2 separate regions of the Homo sapiens genome follow, and region 2 is linked to region 1. Evidence: chromatin loops called from intact Hi-C (ENCODE). Cell type or tissue: heart right ventricle. All regions are shown on one strand. Each heading gives the region's core, and the rest is flanking DNA. Links, peaks and the distances in the headings are about the cores only.

Region 1 (2,920 bases), core at 158-2,657:
GGATGGCAGTTTTTTTTCTTTGAGCACTGTAAAAATGTTCTTCCTCATGGCCTGTACAGTTTGTTGCCAGGTGAATTGCAGCTTGTTTACCTGTTATTTGCTCCTTTTCTCTTGATGCTTTCAGGATCTTCTCTTTGTCCTTGACCTTTGAGAGTCTGAGTATTATACGCTTTGGGGTGATTTTATTTGAGTGGTATCTGTTTGGTATTCTCAGACCCTCATGAACCTGGCTATTTGTACCTGTCTCAAGTTTTGGAATGTTTTCTATTATTATTTCTTTCAGTAAACTTCCTTATTCAGCTCCCCCTTGAATACTAATAATTCTTATGTTTGATCTTTTAAGGTTTTTTTAATACCTTTTTTTTTTTTGACAGATTCTTGCTCTGTCACCCAGGCTGGTGTGCAGTGGTGCGATCTCGGCTCACTGCAAGCTCCACCTCCTGAGTTCACATCATTCTCCTGCCTCAGCCTCCCGAGTAGCTGGGACTACAGGCACCCGCCACCATGCTGGCTAATTTTTTTTTTTTTTTTGTATTTTTATTAGAGACAGGGTTTCACCATGTTAGCCAGGATGGTCTTGATCTCCTGACCTCGTGATCTGCCCGCCTTGGCCTCCCAAAGTGCTGGGATTACAGGTGTGAGCCACCGTGCCCAGCCTTTTTTTTTTAATATCTTATAGTCAGACTTCACTTACTTTCAGTCTTATTTTTCTTTTTTCTCCTCCAATGGTGTATTTTCAGATAGGCTTTTAGCTCCCTGAATCATTCCACTCCTTTGTCCATTCTGCTGTGATGTGTTTTTCAGTTCAGCAAACGTATTTTCCAGTACCAAGAATTTGTTTGATTTAAAAATTTCTCTGATAAATTTCTGAATTGCTTTTCTGTGTTTTCCTGGACATCACTGATTTTCCTTAAACTGTATTTTGAATTCTTGTTCAGAGAGCTCACAGATCACCATCTTGTTAGGGTCAGTCATTGGATTTTTGCTTTGTCCTTTTCCTGGGTAGCGTGGGCGGGTCACAGTTCCCTGTTTGATGTTGTTTCTTATGGGCATAGAACTATGTCTTTGCATTAAATAATTAACTATTTAGTCCACTTTCCTTTGTCTGCCTTGCCTTGTTTTGTCTTTTATTGGCTATGTTTGCCTAGCAAATATTTACCACTAGATCACTGCCTACATTTCAGCTCTAGGTGGCACCTTAAGTCCAGATTTGCCTTGGCTCTGCCTGTCCTGAAAAAGAAAGGTCTTAAAGGAATTATCCTGGCAGTGTGTCAAAGTTAGCTGGGGGGCTCATGCCCAAGGGACCTGTGAAATGTACCTCCTACAGTATGGTGCTGCTGAACAGCCACTCTGATTTGGTGTCTCCTTTGGCCAAGTTACAGAGCAGAGTTGCTGGGACTGGGAATGGTAGTTCCATCTCATCTCTTTGTTTCTGCCTATCCTCAAGCTATTTCTCCCTTCAGGCAGTCACGATGCTTCCTGTGGGTTAAGGCAAGGACAGATTTCCTGCCAGGGAGCCCAAGATAGTGGGGAAACTAGTTGACTACCTCAACCTCACTTTTTCCAGTGTAGAAACATGAGTTGGCAGAAGATTTTCTGCACACTTGTTGCCAGGCAGAATCGCGGGGGAGGCGTCACGAATGTGGAAGCCTGATTCTCCTACCATCTGCCCAGAGTATTTTCACTTCTCTATGGCTCTGGAATCGGTCGCATCCTCGTATTTGAGTTCTGGGTTGTTGCTGGTGAAAATCTCAGAGTGTATATTTGCTTTTGGTTTTCTGTTGGGTAGAGGGGAGTGAAGCCAGCTTGCTTCTATGCTGCCATTTATAAACTTTTGGTGTGTTGTCCCTACTTTAATTAAAATTATTTCCATCTTTCTCTCATTATATGAAAATATATCTCATCTTTTAGTACTTATTTTAACTCTAGTTTTTATTCTAGTATCTACCTGTATCTATGCTTGTTTAGTTATTTGTTATCAATTTATATTAACTTGTTCATTTCTTTGCTTATTTTTATACTTCTTATATGAAGGACTAATGATCTTTTTATTTCTTATAAACCCCAACTTATTCATTTTAATTATATCTAGGCATCAGGTAATTTCATTATGTCTTTTAGAGTAGTTGTGTCTGACCATATATTTAGGAAATCCATATTATTTTATTATAAATTAGTTTCTTTTTGTCTTGATTTTATTCTGGAGTTGGGAAACTATATAAAATTTAAAAAATCAATATGTAGATTTTTAAATCCATTACTATTTAAGATATTAAAGAGAGCATTACATAATATTAATATGAAAATAGAATGTTGTCTTATAGGGTTGTGAACACTGCATTAGATAATCTCTAATGTGCTTCCATCTCCAAAATCCTATGACTACCTGGTTTCTTTAACCTTACAAAGAACAGCGAACACCACTGTTTCCCAGAACAGTATACAACCCACTCACAGAAACTTGTACCAAGTTGAACATACCCTTTTGCTAGTACAAATGTCTATTTTCTACTCATAAAAAATTAGCCATTTTTCTGTTATTATTTCATTGAATTGAGGAGCTCTTGCTGAATCGAATGATGCAAACATTAGTGATTATTTCACACCCATCTCTGTGCACTCTTCTTACCTAGCTTGACAAGGCGGAGCATGGAGGTATTACTTCCTCTTTCAGTACAAGCAGTTACTGAGAGGTTATAGATGTCGCCTGGAGGCAAGCTGAGAATTGCAGTCATGACATTGCGTGTTACCTGCAAGATCATCAAAATCAAGGGTTTAAACTTTTAGTGAATGAATCAGTGCACCACCCCAAACAACTAAAGGACTATAGCAGACACATTCCCTCTCTGTTCTATGCAGCAGTCTGCAATTGATTATATTATAGATACGTTATATCTTCTGAAAATTTTATAAATTCCTC
Region 2 (2,920 bases), core at 284-2,783, 300 kb after region 1:
CCTTTATTTCTCTTTTCTTGCCTTCTTTTGTATTAATGGAATATTTATATTTTATTTTATCTTCTCTATTAGCTTTTTTGGTTATACTTTGGGATTCCTTTAGTGTTTTCCTAGAAATTGCAAGTGCATTGTTACATTATTGGTCTAAGTTAGTAATTTTGCCAAATCCCTCAATATGTAAGAAATTTATAACAGCATAACTTAATTTCTACCTCTTACTTTGTTTCCTACTGTCATATATTTTACTTCCAGAAATTATAAACCCACAAGACTTTTTTTTTTTTTTTTTTTTTTTTTTGAGACGGAGTTTCACTCTTGTTGCCCAAGCTGGAATGCAATGGCGTGATCTCGGCTCACTGCAACCTCCGCCTCCCGGGTTCAAGTGATTCTCCTGCCTCGGCCTCCGAAGTGGCTGGGATTACAGGCATGTGCCACTACGCCCAGCTAGTTTTGTATTTTTAGTAGAAACGGGTTTTCTCCATGTCGGTCAGGCTGGTCTCGAACTTCCAACCTCAGGTGATCTGCCCGCCTCGGCCTCCCAAAGTGCTGGGATTACAGGCATGAGCCACCACGCCTGGTAAAGACATTTTTATACTTGTGGTTTTCATTGGTTAATATTCATTTATTTTTACCCATTTATTTACCCTATCAGGAGTTGCTGCCACTACTAGAATTTTTTGGTTTTGCTTCCATCTGAAATCATTTTTTTCATTGTTCTGCTGACAATCAATAAACTATCTCAAATTTTGTCTGAGAATGACTTATTTCAACAAATACAGAATTCTAGCTCAGCACTTTGAAGACGCCTTTTCATTGTCCTAGGTTTTCCACAGTTTCTATTGAGAGGCTATAATCCATTTTTACTGTATTTTTTTCTTAAAAACTGTGTGTCTTTTTTGTTTTTTTTCTGTAGGTGTTTTTAGTATTTTCTCTGTATTTTGCTGATCAGTAAGTTGATGTATGCATGTAGGTTTAGCTTTCTTTTTATTTACCTTGCCTGGGGTTCATGAAACATCTTGAATTGAGGGATTACTACCTTTCATTAGATTTGCAAAATTTTCAGCTATTATTTCTTCAACTATTGCTTTTATCTCATCCTTTCATTCTTCTCTTTCTAGAACTCCAATTACATGTGTGTTATGACTTTTGATCATGTTCTACATTTTTCATTCTCTGTTTTGATCTTTCCATTGTTTATTTTTCCTCTGTGGTCCATTTTGGACATTTTCTAATGACAGATCGTTGGATTTACTATTCTGTCTTCCAATCTTTCAATCTACTGTTAAACCCTTCAAATGGGTTCTTAATTTTAAGTATTTATTTATAGTTCTAAAGTTTTTATTTGATCCTTTTCATAGTTTCTATTTCTCTGTGAAATATCCCCAAATGGATAAAAATATGATAAATACTTTATATTTTTATCTGTCTTTGTCCATTATTTCCTCTGTTGGTTTTAACATAATAATCCTAGCGATTTTGAAGTCTTCATCTAATTACTTCAATATATAGACATCTATCTTGTATTTTTATCTCTTGAGTATTGATAAATTTTATGTGCTTCTTGCCTATCTGGAAATGTTTATTGTCTATGTTATGAACTGAATGTTTGTGTGCCCTCAAAATGCATATGTTGAAGCCATATTCTTAGTGTGATTTTATTTGGAGATAGAACCTTTCCAAAAAAGAATTAAGGTTAAATGAGGTCATAAGGATGGATCAGATCCAATAAGACGAATGTCCTTATAAAGAGAAACACTGGAAAGCTCTCTTTGTCTCTCCACACACTCATACAGAGGAAGTCGTGTGAGCACATAAAGAGGGCCGCCTGCTGGCCAAAAGAAGAGGCTTCAGAATGAAACTTTCTTGGACTTCTTAACCTCCATAAATGTGAGAAATATATTTCTGTTGTTTAAGTTACCCATTCCGGGGTACTTTGTCATGGCAGCCTGAGCAGACTAATTCAGTAGGTTTGACATTGTAGATGATGGTTATACAGGCTCTGGATCCTGTTAACTTTTTCAAGAGTGTTGTATTTTGTTTTGGCAGGCTGTTAATTTGCTGGTGGATTAGATTGCTCCTGTAAAGGTCTCATTTTAGTCTCTGTTGTAGGGGGTTGTCTTTCAGATCCACCCTTAGTCCCAGGTTACAGCCCTTCTGCCTAAGGCATTAATGGTCCTCACTCCTACTTCACAAAGATTTCTGAACGCTGACTGGGCTGAAACTCGGATGTCTTCTCAGCACTCAGAGAACTCTGTAATTCACATCTTGGGATTCAGGAGCTTTCAGACTTTAGGCAGCTGTTCTTTTTTTTTTCAGTCCTTTTTTTTTTTATTACACTTTAAGTTTTAGGGTACATGTGCACATTGTGCAGGTTAGTTACATATGTATACATGTGCCATGCTGGTGCGCTGCACCCACTAACTCGTCATCTAGCATTAGGTATATCTCCCAATGCTATCCCTCCCCCCTCCCCCCACCCCACCACAGTCCCCAGAGTGTGATATTCCCCTTCCTGTGTCCATGTGATCTCATTGTTCAATTCCCACCTATGAGTGGGAATATGCGGTGTTTGGTTTTTCGTTCTTGCGATAGTTCACTGAGAATGATGATTTCCAATTCCATCCATGTCCCTACAAAGGACATGAACTCATCATTTTTTATGGCTGCATAGTATTCCATGGTGTATATGTGCCACATTTTCTTAATCCAGTCTATCATTGTCGGACATTTGGGTTGGTTCCAAGTCTTTGCTATTGTGAATAATGCCACAATGAACATACGTGTGCATGTGTCTTTATAGCAGCAAGATTTATAGTCCTTTGGGTATATACCCAGTAATGGGATGGCTGGGTCAAATGGTATTTCTAGTTCTAGATCCCTGAGGAATCGCCACACTGACTTCCACAATGGTTGAACTAGT

The links. Hi-C counts contacts between places; a loop is a spot of excess contacts. Peaks named below come from ENCODE experiments on the same cell type or tissue, not always from the same donor. Only the 100,000 strongest peaks of a DNase experiment are listed, where the experiment ranks them.
Region 2: a loop joins it to region 1, with 7 times the contacts of the local background. A loop is called at or near these places in 19 of 110 quality-filtered maps.

The regions. Positions count from the first base shown.
Region 1 is chr12:15,525,972-15,528,891 of GRCh38, reverse strand. PTPRO (protein tyrosine phosphatase receptor type O) reads right to left here. Exons shown (of 27, transcript NM_030667.3): 12 at 2,630-2,750. Among named protein-coding and RNA genes, the nearest start is that of PTPRO, 200 kb to the right of the region's middle. RefSeq lists enhancers at 2,537-2,606, 2,135-2,920. In heart right ventricle, for the core only: no CTCF peak of the experiment used is centred there; a DNase peak (open chromatin) is centred at 1,588; H3K27me3 peaks cover 390 bases.
Region 2 is chr12:15,226,160-15,229,079 of GRCh38, reverse strand. No RefSeq gene overlaps it. Among named protein-coding and RNA genes, the nearest start is that of RERG, 6.2 kb to the right of the region's middle. In heart right ventricle, for the core only: a CTCF peak has its summit at 1,822 (motif pointing left); a DNase peak (open chromatin) is centred at 1,839.